Linked DNA regions of Homo sapiens: region 1 is linked to region 2. A link is a contact called in ENCODE Hi-C or POLR2A ChIA-PET data. All regions are on one chromosome and are shown on one strand. The core of a region is the stretch at or near the end of the contact, and the rest is flanking DNA. Distances in the headings are between cores, read along the strand shown.

Region 1 (7,330 bases), core at 850-3,349, 46 kb after region 2:
ATCCCATTTCTGGTTCAATGCTCAATGGAAAATTATAATGTTTTATGAATAATTGAAGCTGACTGAATCATGTACATTTTTATCAGGGCTAATTCTGATGTTTCATACCAAGGTTTGGCATCAAAAGGCTAAATATAGTTGGAAAAAGAATTATTAATTCACATCTCATAAGAAAAACTGCAAGTAGAAGATGAGTATTTTGAAGATGTTTTCACTGTCGGTGGTGGAGAAATCAGAGGAAGAGTAAGTTGTACTCACATGAGAATACATCTCATACACCATTAAAGTACAGAAACATTTTCTATCATATAAATGCTCCTATTATATTAAAATAAGTTATTGCGTAACTATTGCACCTATAAAAGGGACACCCGAAGTATCTGAAGTCAATTCTAAAGTCAGTTATATAAGTAACAGGCAAATCTGGAAATATGGAATCCAGAATAAATGAGGCTACTTTGGAAAATGGGGGTGAAATTTTATCCCAACTATTATGGAACCCACTAATCTCAGCTGGGCTTGTGGGTTCCTGGAATGATGATTACATTTCCTAGTCGTCTTTGCAGATATGTGCAACCTTACAACCAAGTTCTGGCCAAAGAAGTAGTGTGTACAACTTTGGAACAGTGTTTAAAAAGGGAAAAGGCATGATTTTCTCCTTTCTTTTCTTCTTTCTCTTAACTGATATGGATAATAACCGGAGCTTCAACAAGCATCTTGGACCATATACAACACCCCCAAGGGATGGCAGAGAAGAAAACTGGAGGAAACTTGTTCATATCCCTCTTGGATGCTGATCTCCAGTTTTTACATGAGACAACAAAAAGTTCTGATTTAAGCTGCCATATTTGGGTTTTCTTCCACAAGACACTGAACCCAATTCTAATAAATACAAGGGGAAAAGTAAAACTGTCTCATGTTCCTGACCTGAGCTTTGGAGGATGTCAATTTCTAAGAAAGTGTTTCTTGGATGATACATTCAAAAATTAATAATCAACTCATGGAAATAAGCCAAGTACTAGAAAGTTGGAGATTCAAATAAATCATTTCTTTATCTCTGGGACACACAGGGGCTGGGACAGATTCTGTAAGATGCTGCAGAAAGTCACATCTTGTGGGCCAAACTGTTTAGATTCTTCCTACTGTGATTTCTTCCAACTCTCCATATTTATTTCCCTGCTTTTCTCCTTGAGCAGTTAGCAAAATTTTGTTTTGTTTTGCCAGGGACAAAATTAAAAGAAGGACAAGAGCCTCCTGACACTGGCATACCTGTGTGAGGGTGACAGTAGAAATAAGCAAGAAACCCCTAAATGAGTAATTCCCACCCCTGCTACACGAACAACACCTTCTTAGAACGAATATTTTGTGATCATCCCTTTGCTATACTAAAATAAAATTCAAAAATAATATAACCTATCTGCACATAAGAAGAAATCAATATAAGTATTAAACTATATTATAAAAGAAAAAATAAAAGGAAAATAGTTGATGATAATGGTCTTTCATAAGTAAATGCTCAAGTATGATCATGCTAGAAGACAAAAGTGCCCCCACATTTTCAAAATGCTCCCCAGGGAATGTATAGTATGCAATGCCCTATACGATATGGCATTTTCCTACCTTGGAAAGTGATAAAACTTCAGGGTCAGAATGATGTCTCTTCCTTCTCTACAAGAGCCTCTCCTTCCAAGGACGACCTTAAAGTTCTTGGTTTTATTTTCTTAAGAAACATAACATTTTCTTACAGCAGTGTTACTTCAAATGTGTTCTGTAGCAAGTGAATTTCCTGTGAACAGGTGTTATGTTAAAGAAAAATTGTACTCTAATTGTTTAAGAAATATTAGTTCCAAATTAAATATTTTGTCTTGCTTTATGACATTTCAGAGTCTTGAAGTTGTCACCGTGCATTGACAATCTAACTCCCAAAAGTATTTTATCACAGAATCCTTTTCCACTGGGTCCATGGAAGAAACCTAGAAAACACTACCTTACATCCTGCCAAGGAGTGCATCAACACAGACAAGAGAGGCTTTTTGGAGGATCACAAATCTACTTCTGAAAGACAGTCTTTAGTTGACTAATTGATTTTGCATGAAAGTGGCCATGTAAAGCTGACCTGGAAGTCATGAATTTCACCACATCTCACTTAACTGTCATGACAGAAAGGCAAATGGGTAGAAACAATCTGACATCAGAGGTGTTTCCAGAAAAGCACAATTTTAATGTTGCTAGTGGTACTGACACATATTTGAGCTCATATTTTACATCACATGGATCTATAGCTATTTTAACAAGACGTTACAGATTTTATCTGTTCATAATATTGACAATGAGGCATTAGAAAAGGATATATGTTGATCAATATCTTTAAAGCGCATATTTTTCTAGTAGCTTCAATAATATTTACCATGTCTGAAATTTCTATTTAGTATAGTGACATTTTTACAATCACTGTTTTATGTCATCCACACAACCCTTCAATGAGCTATCATTAGTCCCATCTTTCAGATAAAGAACCTGTATCTCAGTGTGGGTAAGTGCCAACGTCATAGAATTTTTTAGTTGCAGAACTTGGACATAGCCTACGTCTATCCTGCCCTGCAGCCCATGTTTATTCCACTGCCTCCCTTAATCAAGGGAAAATTTTTAGAATGTTTTCCATTAAAAAAAATCAGTTACAGCAATTACAAGTTAACCATCAGTTATCAGGAAAACAGCCATCCACAGATACCCAGAATCACTCATTCCTTGAGGGTACGATAGCCCATGGTTTCATGTACATATTTGAATTGACAAACCTCCTCTGAACTGCTGAAAAGTTTACGAGGTCTAAAATACCATCATGTTTTTCTTCCTCCCTCATCGTCACCTGGTTTAAACTTCAAGGTGTGTTCTTTGAAAAACACTTGTTTCCAGTGACTCATTTTGAAATCACTGATTTCATCTTCCTTGTTCTTTGCAAAGCCAGGAAAAGAGATCAAGACCACATTGTTTTCACCTTCAAAAACACTTGCCCTGTAACCGGAAGAGTCCAGAACTGTTTTTGTTAATTCGTTGAATAATGTGTTCTTGTTTCATCTTTTCACAAGAGCAGAAATCCACTCTCAGAATAGGGCTCCCTGCTTGCCATCTGCTTATCCACCAGCAATTTTCAACCAACCTGTTTGGAAAGGATTCACTTATGCAGTCAACACATTTATTGAGCATCTACTTTGTACCAGACACTGTTCTACATTCTGAGAATACAGAAATGAGATAGATGCAACATTTTGTCCTTAGAGTTTTTACTTTAATGAGAGAGATATAATGAAAAACATACAAATAAAAATGATTATTCTAGATAGTGAAAACACTCATGAAGAAAAATTTAAAAGGGTGGCATAGCATAGAGTGAGTCAGGTGAAAGATTTCTTTAGATTGGGTGGTCAGGGACAGCTTTCTGAGGAGGAAACATTTGAGCTGAGATTAGAATGTTAATGAGACAGCAATGACAGGATTTGGAGGAAGAGTCCCAGAAGAGCCTTAAGATGAGAACAAAATTGGTGGGGATGAGGAATGGAAAGGAGGCAGATGCAGCTGGAAAGGGATAAGGGAAGAGAAAACAGTTGATGAGGTCAGAGATGCTATTAGGGCCCAGCACCTGTGGTAGAGAATTTTAATTTTATCCCAACTGCAGTGAAAAGACATTAAAGAATTTTGAGGCTGCTGTTTAGAGAGCTGATTACATATTGGCAAAAATGGAGCAGAAAGACCAGTTAGGGGCAACTGCAGTAGTTCAGGTGAGAAATTACAATGCCTGGACTAGGTAGTCCACGAAGATGGGAGGAAGTAAATGTCTTTCATGATAGAACAGCCAGCATGTGCTCATAAATTGCACGAAAAAAAATGGGACTGGATTGTTATGCTAGTGACATTTTCTGAATTCAGGAAGACTAGGAGAGAATAGATTTGGGAGAGGGATGGGAAATCAAGTGAAGTATTGGAAATGTTGACTTGGAGATTCCTATTCATCATCTAAACAGAGATGTCAAGAAGCTGACTGTACAAGAGGTCAAAGAAGGGGTTCATAGCTGAAGATATGTAGAGTATCTCATAAGACCCCTGAGGGCACACCCCTTGCAAAGCCCAACCCCAGATTTCAAACACAGTCTTTCCCAGTTTCGCATTGGGAAACTGGAATGGGAAGCTGGGCAAGATTGCGTAATGGGAAACCGGGAAAGACTGTGTTTGAAATCTGGAGTTTAACTGATCCTATCTTAGTATTAATTCTCCATTAAAGTACTTAGTCTCCATCTGATTTCCCTCTAAATGGGGTCTTTATAAGCTCTCTTCCTTTGTTACCAGGGTCTTCTTAAATGCAAACAGAATAGGCACCTACACCAAACAGAATGAAGTTGCAAGTATTCTTAAGTGAGAAGATAACTTGCATTCTAAGACAAGCTAGATGACATCCACAGAGTTCTTAAGAAGGATTGTTTCCAACAACAGTCTGACCTACTGACTCTTTCACCAGTCTTCACCTCTTCTTCATCCACCACTTGCACTCTTTATTTTCCCTTTTGAGGAACCTATCTGTCTTTATTTCAACCAACAGCCACCTAGTCAACCCTTGGATGTTAAAAGTTTACTCATCTCGAGATATATTTGCTTTTTACCTGGGAGACTGAAGAGGCAACAGATCTTGAAGATCAAATAAATGACTCTCAGATAGTAGGATTTCAAGTAGGACCTCTCTAATCTCAACGCATGGGCTGGTTCCTTTCCTGTGGCCTGCTCTGTCCATTTTTTTTTTCATATTTTCCATCTTAAAAATTCCCCTCCCCAGGAAACTGTGACACATGCTACAACATGGATGAACCAGGAGGATATCATATTAAGTGAAATAAACAAATCACAAAATGACAAATGCTGTATGATTCCACTTAGATGAGGTACCTAGAGTAGTCAAACTCCTAGAAACAGAAAGTAGAATGACGGTTGTCAGGGGCTGGGAGGAGAAAGAAACGAGGAATTGTTATTCACAGGTAACAGAGGTTCAGTTTTGCAACATGAGAAAGTTCTGGAGATTGGTTGCACAAGAACATGAATATACTTAACACTTCTGAACTGCACACTGAAAAGCGGTTAGAATGGCGAATTTTATGTGAAATCACAATTTGGAGGTGTTTTTTAATTATTAAAGCTAAAAGAGCAAGTCAGAGAGATGTGAAGCATAAAAGGGATTCAACACGCTGTGGCTTTGAAGATGGAGGAGTCTGCAGAATGAAGAATTCATGTGGCCTCTGTAGGGTGGGCTCAACCAGCAAACAGGAACCTCAGTCCTGTAAACATGAGAAACTATGAGGAACTGAATTATGACAACCTGAAAGAACCTGGAAATGTAGTCTTCCCCAGATCCTGCATATAAGAGCCAGTCTAACACCCTGATTTCAGCCTTGAGAGACCCCCAGCAGAGAACACAGTTGAGTAATATACAGATCTGTGAGAAAATAAATGGACATTTTACACCACTAAAAAAAAGATCCCTTGTTTTAACCTCAAGCTCCTCTCTTCCATGAGCTACCATCTCATTTCTCCTTTACAGACATACTATTTGACATTCAGTATCTACTTCATCTCTTTCATTGCTTATACTTTCCCCCAAAATGTCAGTGACTTTCTTTAGTTCCCAGTTCCAATGGGCATTCTAAACGTTTTCTATTACTTGACCTTTGTGGTACTTGATGCTCCTGACTACTTAGTCCTTTATGAAATATTTTCTCCCTTGGATTCTGTAACCCACTCTTCTGGTTTCTCTAACCTCTTTTGCTGTTTCTTCCCGAGCTCCTTTGTAGATTCTACTGTCTCTAGTTAACTCTCAAATTTGTTGTCCTCCAGGGCTCTTTTATTTACCCTAGCTTCTCTCCTTCATGTACTCTTTCTGGGGATTTTTATCCTCATTCACAACTTCCACTCTTACCTATGTATGTTATTATTGGCTCCAAACATATTTCTCTGGCTTGTACCTCTTGGCTAAACTCCAGATCTGTATATCCAACTGTGTATGGGGCATCTCCACCTAGAAAGCCCAAAGATCTTCAAATTAATATGTCTAAATCATTCTTTCCTTATCAAAGCTGCACCTTTTCCTGCATTTGCCATCTTGATGAATATCAGTCTTCCAAATTTAATCACTCAAACTAGAAGACAAGAGATGTTGTCTATACTCCTCTTTGCCCCTCAAAACCTCTGCCACAATCCATCCACTTATCCAATTCTAAGAGATTCCACCTCCAAACTGTCTCTTGAATATGTCCCCATCCCACCCTTCTATATCTACTGTTACTTTCTTAGTCCGTGATCTAATCACTTCACACTTGATTATGGCAATTGCTTCCTGTTTTCTTATTTCCTAAATTGTCACCCTATTTTCAGTTTGCCCCACTGCAATTCATTCTCCACCCTGGAGCAATCTTTCTAAAATGCAATTTTCTTCATTAAATTCCTTTAATAGCTCTGCATTTGTTCAGGATAAAGCTCAAATTCTTTTTCTTAGTATCTAATGCCTTACAAGATATGGCACTTGCCTAATTCACAAACTATCCCTCTGTCTATGTACATACTTGGGACATACTAAATTCTTACCAACTTAGTAATATGTCAAGCTGTTTCTTATCTGCACTCCTTTGGACATGTTTTGCTTATCCATAATTACCAACTCATTCTTCAAATTTTAGCTTAGTTATTATTCCCTTGAAATATCTATTCTACTTAAACAATTCAACAAGCAAAAAACAAATAACTCCATTAAAAATAGGCAAAGGGGCCAGGCACAGTGGCTCACTCCTGTAATCCCAGCACTTGGGAGGCCAAGAGGGGCAGATCACTTGAGATCGGAAGTTTGAGACCAGCAGACGCTCTCAAAAGAAGATATACAAGTGGCCAGCAAACATGAAAAAATGCTCAGCATCAGTAATCATCAGAGCAATGCAAATCAAAACCACAATGAGATACCATCTCACACCAGTCAGAATGGCTATTATTAAAAAGTCAAAAAACAACAGATGCTAGCGAGACTGCAGAGAAAAGGGAACACTGTTGATGGGAATGCAAATTAGTCCAGCCACTGAGGAAAGCAGTCTGGAGATTTCTCAAAGAACTTAAAACATTAAAACAGAGCTATTATTTGACTCAACAACCCCACTGCTGGGTATATACTCAAAGGAAAATAAATCATTCTACCAAAAAGACACATTCACTCGTATGTTTATTGCTGCACTATTCACAATAGAAAAGACATGGAATCAATCCAGGTGCCCATCAATGGTAGATTGGATAAAGAAAATCTGGT
Region 2 (7,190 bases), core at 2,816-5,315:
GTGGGTGCCACCTCGGCCAGCTAATTTTTGCTAGAGACAGGGTTTTGCCATGTTGCCCAGGCTGGTCTCGGACTCCTAGGCTCAAGCCATCCACCTGCTTCGGCCTCCCAAAGTGCTGGGGTTATAGGTGTGAGCCTGATCTGTATTCGTATATTTAGAATGTTTTAAGTACATCACTAATCTGGCAAAAAAGCATTGATATGTCAGAGCCAAAACAAAGTGATATTGGAAGATGAGAGGCAAGCAAGTGCAGAACCCAGCTTTAACCCTGAGGGAATCCACTGAACCCTGGCAAACTTGAACATATAGAAGACTATGTATGGCACATAAGAAAGTAGACAAAACCTACAGCACATGCAAAGTAGAAAGTCTAATGGTAGTCTCCCATGTAAGGCTGAGGCCCTCTGGGGATATAATTTCCTCGCAGAAGTGGACAGGAAGGAGACTTCTCTTTTCACGTTTGCACTGGGTGGAGGAGAAAGAAAATCTCTTTAAGGAATTTGGAACTATAATCTTGCCCCAAGTTCGAACTTCCTGTGTAGTCAAAAAAAAAAATTCCAATGGAAATTTTAATATAACGTGGTCCTGGATTTTAGTGCCTATGCCCAGGTGATATGAAGTCATTTAAAATCTTCCCAGAAAAAAAATTCAATTTCAACATGACCTAAAAGAATTCTATCAGGTAACAATCCAAGGGATATGAGCTAATAGCCAATAATTGCAAATACACAGGCAAACAAAGAACCATGAATAAGAACCAGCAGAAATAACATTGCAGAATCAGATAAACAAAAAACTCTTAAGTATTGGAATTATCAGATGCTAAACATAAACTAAGAATGTCTGATATGCTTGAAGGAGAGAGGTTTAAAAATATAAGCACGAAACAAGACTGTAAAAAGGATCTGAAGAGAAATAACTTGAAAATTAAAGTGACAACAAAGTAAGTGAAATTAAACATTAAATGAATTAAATAGCAGATTAGAAAGAGGTGAAGAGAGACTTGAAGAAAGGATGATCAGATCAAAGAAATTATCCAGAATGTTTCTGAAAGATACATATTGAAAATATGAAAGAAAGATTAATAAAATTAGAGGGCAGAATGAGAAGGTCCAACATACTCTAATCAGAATTCCAGAAGGAAATAACAATGAGAATGAGGAAGAAACAATATTTGAAGGGATTATAATGAAGAATTTTCCAGAAAGATGCCCACTCAGACTCAATCAGTATAAACAATAATAAATCTATATCTAAAAATATAATCATAAAATTTTAGGGCACTGAAGACAAAGGTGAGGTTTAAAAAGCAGCCCATAAGAAAAGTTTAACTTGGGTTTGGTATGTCACCTCAAAATAAACTGATAGTAAATCAAAGTTTTTCCCCAAAAAATGTTATTTTAGTAGATTTTAGTAAAGTTTTTGAATAAATGAATGAACTATAAGCAACAGATTGAAGATTCCAAAATCTGTGTTTTTAAATATCAGGTATGCAAACAAAATGAAATGCATTCTTAATGAAATTCCTGATAGCAGCATTTGACATGTTATTCACTTTGAAAATTGGATAGGAAGAAAAGCTATGTTGCTGAAATTTTGATCATGCCTGTATTGTTATAATAGATCCATAGCTAGCCTCTGAGTCTTTAAGTTCCGCACAGTGCTACCAGAATAATTTACCCTAATTATTACTTTTGTCTTGTTGCATGGCTGATTAGATACTTTCAAAGATTATGGACTTCTGAACACATCACATCAAAACACCTCCCAGAGCTATGGAACAGCAGTACTGATTAGTGGCTGCACCCCAGAGTTGGTTGGATGTGGGTTTAATTTTACACATACATGACCTGGAAAAGTTCATAATGTATTTTTAATCCTAACTTTTCTCATCTGCAAAATGGAAATAATAATAGCATTTAAAATCTGTTTTAAGGATTAAAAAATATAATGTATATATCAAGTGCTTTGCACAGCACTGGCTTGGAATAAGTTATCACTGAAGTTGGCTATTGCTATTAGATAATCATGCTAATATTAGACAATGAGTCTAAGAATCATTTTTTTTCTTCTACTGCTGTCAGCCCACATCTTTCTTTTTCTTAGACCTTGCTGAGGTCCCACAGCATCAGCCATCATGCTGAGACAAGCTGGTCATGGAGACCTTAACCCAGCAGTGCTAGAGGAATTAAAGACACACACACAGAAACATGGAGTGTGGAGTGGCAAATCAGGGGTCTCAGAGCCTTCAGAGCTGAGAGCCTTGAACAGAGATTTACCCACATATTTACTGACAGCAAGCCAGTCATAAGGTTTACTAAAAGTATTCCTTATGGGAAATAAAGGGATGAGTCGAAATAAAGGGATGGGTCCGGCTAGTTATCTACAACATGAACATGTCCTTAAGGCACAGATCACTCATCCTATTGTTTGTGGTTTAAGAATGCCTTAAGAGGTTTTCCGCCCTTGGTGGGGCCAGGTGTTCCTTGCCCTCAGTAAACCCACAACCTTCCAGCGTGGGCATCAAGGCCATCACGAGCATGTCACAATGTGGCAGAGATTTTGTTTATGGCCAGTTTTGGAGCCAGTTTATGGCCAGATTTGGGGGCCTGTTCCCAACAGCATCACCTAGAAATCTGTCAGAAATATAAATTCTTGGACGTCATCCTAGACCTACTAAATCAGAAAATCTGGAAGTGAGGGCCAGCAGTCTGAATTTTAACAAGAGCTCCAGGTAATCCTGATGCACATGAGTACCACTGTTCCAACCACTGTACCTATAGCTCAGCTATTCTCAGTGAGGAGCTTTTGTAAACATGTAGAGAAGCTTTTGGTAGTCAACAAGCTTGATGATTCCTACTGGCAATTACTGGGGGTAGGGATGCTAAAGGTCCACAAACATCCTAAACCTTCACCTTCCTCTGCACCTATTGAAATTCTGCATAATTTCTGAGGCTTGGCTCCTTCGTATTTCATCTTCTTTATCCATTTTAGCCCAGACCATTATCTCTCTTAGGACATAGCTACATGTATTATGTATAGTTAATATTATCTCATTTGCAATATTCTCAAAGAAGAAATCTATTACTTCTTTTTAGGTAGGCAGCATTAGTTTATTGTTTATTGGGCTGAGAACATAGACTAGGGAGCCAGAGTGCCTGGATATGAATCCTAGCTCTGTGACTCCTTCAGCATGTAACCTTGGGTTTTGCTACTTACCCCCTCTAAGCCTTATCTTTCTCATCTGTATAATGGGATCATAAGAGTACATACAGCAAAGGGTTGTTTTGAGGATTAAGCCTTTAGAACAGTGCTTGGCACAAAGTAAGCACTATACACGTGTTGGCTGTTATTATTTTTTCTACCCCTAAGCACATAATGTGAGGAATTTACTATTAATACATGCCTCATACATTTCACTGATTGGTCAAAGAATCTCCGAATTTATTCCCAATTCAACTTTCAAATGTTCATTAGACAACTCAAGGAAGTCATAATCACCAACTTTAAATTCAAAAAGCACTGCTCTATAGAAGGAAAAATTGGCCTATTTGTTATTGTTTCAGAACATAAGGTTTGAAACTAAAGTTTTATAAAGGGCAACAGAGCGCATTTGCCCTGTGTGTCCCTGCTATTATCTCTTCCTCCTGTTCCTTCAACAGTGGAGGTCAAGGACTTGGAAATTTGGGATCCCAGCCATCTATTTCAATTTCTTTCTACTTGAGAGATATAAATGAGAACACAATCATATTTCCAGAGCCTCTGAGATTCTATTTGATTCATGTTCTTCTTAAAGGTTTTGCTCAAAAAGAGCCTTGTTTCCTGCCAATTTCTGATGGCTGCCCTCCATTACCTGCCCTTTTGTTTCCCAGAAGCCCATAGGCCATTAGCCTAAGTATGCATCACTGGCAGGGGCCCTACATTTGGCGGCACTAAGCACAGCATGGGCAGATGAAATGCACCTTGGAGGTTGCCCATCCAAACATGGACAGCATCCAAGGCTTGAGGTGATGACATAGCCTGAGGTGGAACGAGTACATAGGGCTCTCAACAGTTATGTAATAAGGGCAGGAGGAGGATGTGGTGCATGAAAGTAAAAATGAAACATTGCACAAGTAGGCTTTGGTTTCGTGAGGAAGCCTGAGAGTAAGAAAGGTGATTTAGGCTTTATATTGCATGTGATGTTGCACCAGCAAAGGTGGCCAAAAACCAATGAGGAAGGAAAATACTGGTCTTACAGCTCTTACCAATGGCATGAAGGAAAAGAACAGAAGACTATGCCTTTTATCTATTATCTGTGAGACTCCCTAAAATTAAATTCTTACTTCACTAGGTAGTCATTTCAAGCAGCAAATTAGTTCATAAAGTAATCTGATAAATAAACATCTTGGAAAACATTTATGCCAATGGCCAACATGTATTAAGCTATGGTACCAGGACAGAAAATTCTAGAAATGTTTATTTATCTGTTGATTTTGTAGCTAAAAGGAAGAGAGAGAGGAGGAAGGATTACAACTTTGTCTCAGCCAAGACCTTCCTTGGCAGGACTGTCAGGCCTACAGGCATGTCCTTAGTTTGGCTAGTTTGTGGCTTCCATTCGATCAGTTCATCCAGGAGAGCTCTGACTGGTGAATGGAGTTGTACTGCTGAAGCTCACAAGAGAGAGATGAACAAAATCAGTGTATTTTTAAAATTATTTTAAGCTTAGAGATAAAAATGCCAAAGAGATTGATAATCACATGAGCTGATGGTATCATTTTTCTACCCAATCACAAAAATAGACAAAAAAAAATACCCTTTCACAAGGAAAACATGAAAATGGCTAATAATTGTATGAAAACATGCTGAATCTCAATTATCATCTGAGAAATGCAAACAAAACCCACAATGCCGTAAGACTACATATGTACCCGAATGGCCAAATTTTTGAAAACAACAAAAATAGACAACACCAAGTAATTGGCAATGTGGCAATGATGGATCAGTGGACCCAAATACTGCTCCTGGAAATAAAATTGTTAGAACAACTTTGGAAAACCTTGACAGTGTCTACTAAAGCTGGAAATACACGGACTCAAATCTCAGCAACTTCATTTTGATATGCAACAGATTTGAACCAAAAAACATGTACATAAATCTTCATAGCAGCATTATTCATAATAGCTAAAATTTGAAAACAATTCAAATGTTTCTCAAGAGAAGAAGGGATAAATATATAGTGGTATGACTATGGTAGAATAGTATGAAGGAATGAAAATGAACAAACCCATTACAACATACAGCACAAGGAATGACCCTCACAGACACAAAAGAGTCTGTACCACATATTTACATTCACTTCAAGTCTAAAAACAGGCAAAACTATGGTATTAGAAGTCTGAACAGTGGTTATCCTTGGTTGGAAAATAACAGGAGTTAAAAGGAGAGGATCTTAGATGCTAGTAATGTCCTTTTTCTTGAATTGAATGTGACGTGTATTCATAAAAATTAGTCAAGCTGCACACTTGAGATTTATGCATATTTCTATTTGTATGCTACACATTACTGTTTCTCAACTAGGATTGATTTTGCCTCCCAGAGGACATTTGGCTACTTCTGGAGACATTTTTGAATCTCACAACTAGAGGGTGTACTGGCATCTAGTAGACAGAGACCGTCCTGTAATGCATAGCACAACCACACAACCTCCTATGACAAAGGATTATCTACATATCAATAAAAGTAGTGTGCAGAATAAAATAGCAGCAACAGAATAATAATAATGTGTACAGCTTACACAACACTAATGTAAGATGTTCCTGATAAAAGTCGAGGTGCACTTATACTGTGTCACTCGTGCTACACAAGTCAGCAGTCCATGACGATATGTGGTAAGCCTACAACTACTGCATGCAAAGTTCTATGCAACTGTGGAAAAACCTCATACTTAATGAAGGAACAAGGGCTTAAGCCCAGGAAAAATAAATGTATTTTCATTGTATCCCAATGAGTGCCCATAAATTAATGTCTGAGAGGGAAGCAACTAGATACTTTGTTGACTTTTAAAACTCCAATATGTTGCACAGTTACTACACAGAGTAAGCACTATTTGTTGAATTTATGAATCAATAGTTCTCCCCAAGGCCGTACCAACCATAAACATCATTCTGTAATGCAATAGCCTTGCACATCTATGTCTTTCCAACTTCCCAAGCTCCAAATTTACCTGCCCTGCATCCTATCAGGTAGCCATCTAATTTTTCTGACACATTAATAAATACCAAGGTTTTAACTGTGGCAGTAGGTTTATATGCTACCAAGTTTCATAGTTGAATTTTGAAAGGGTCAACTGAAGACACAGTTTTCTAACCCAAAGAAGTAATGCTAGAAATTCTATGTACTTGTGGCAGGCCTACAAGGGAGAAATATAAAAAAGGACAAGGAGCATTTTCAGTGACACTCAAATCAAACACTGAAAAGGGTTGCCTTTGATGAGAAGTCACATTACTATGGCACTTACAACAGCAGGAAAGAATTTCAATGAGAGTATTTATGAAAACATATCACACATTCATAGGCTCTTCACACATACAAAAACATTGATATACATTTAGGTTAAAGAATGTGGAAGCAGGGGTACTAACACTGAAATGTTTAGAGATTGTTTTGACATTTCACGTGTGGTAGATACAATAGTACCCTCCACCTCCAAAAGATGGCTGATGTCTGTGCTATAATTTCTGAAACATGTCAGTATGGAGGGTTAGAAGGAAAGTGATAATTAAAGTTGCAGAAGCAATTAAGGTTGCTAATCAGCTGACTTTAAAATAGTGGCATTATCCTAGATTATCTAGGCAAACCCAATGTAATCACAAGAGTCCTTAAAAGGAGAAGAGGACGATAGAAGAGAACAAGAGAGACAGCAACATTAGAAGGATTCAGCCCAACATTGCTGGTTTTGAAGGTGGAGAAAGAGGGTCATGAGCCAAGGACTATGGGAAGCCTCTAGAAGATAGAAAAGGCAAGAAAATGAATTTGCCCTTTGGAGCCTCCAAAAGGAACACAGTCTTGCTAGCATCTTGCTTTTAGCCTAATGAGACCTATTTTGGATTTCAGACCTTCAGAACTGTTAGATAATAAATATGTTATTTTAAGCCACTAAATTTGTAATAATTTGTAACAAGAGCAATAGTAACTTATGCACTATATTG

The links. A loop is a pair of places that touch in the nucleus more often than their neighbours do. ChIA-PET counts read pairs that join two places held with the same protein, here RNA polymerase II (POLR2A). Pooled maps may share reads with other maps.
Region 1: a map of naive thymus-derived CD4-positive, alpha-beta T cell shows a loop between it and region 2 (6-fold over the local background). The contact joins two enhancer-like sites. A Hi-C loop is called at or near these places in 12 of 168 maps with a recorded cell type or tissue (B cell, CD4-positive, alpha-beta T cell, CD4-positive, alpha-beta memory T cell and 7 more), 7 of 37 single-sample maps with no recorded cell type and 16 of 50 pooled maps. POLR2A ChIA-PET finds 5 or more read pairs at or near these places in 5 of 52 experiments (BJ, CD4-positive, alpha-beta T cell, CD4-positive, alpha-beta memory T cell and 2 more).

What each region holds. Positions count from the first base shown.
Region 1 is chr11:95,686,117-95,693,446 of GRCh38, forward strand. No RefSeq gene overlaps it. Among named protein-coding and RNA genes, the nearest start is that of FAM76B, 100 kb to the right of the region's middle. Within about 2 kb of position 2,100, at least 2 of the 41 ENCODE cell types and tissues checked have a DNase peak (open chromatin) inside an H3K27ac peak, as active enhancers do.
Region 2 is chr11:95,637,671-95,644,860 of GRCh38, forward strand. No RefSeq gene overlaps it. Among named protein-coding and RNA genes, the nearest start is that of FAM76B, 150 kb to the right of the region's middle. Within about 2 kb of position 4,066, at least 5 of the 41 ENCODE cell types and tissues checked have a DNase peak (open chromatin) inside an H3K27ac peak, as active enhancers do.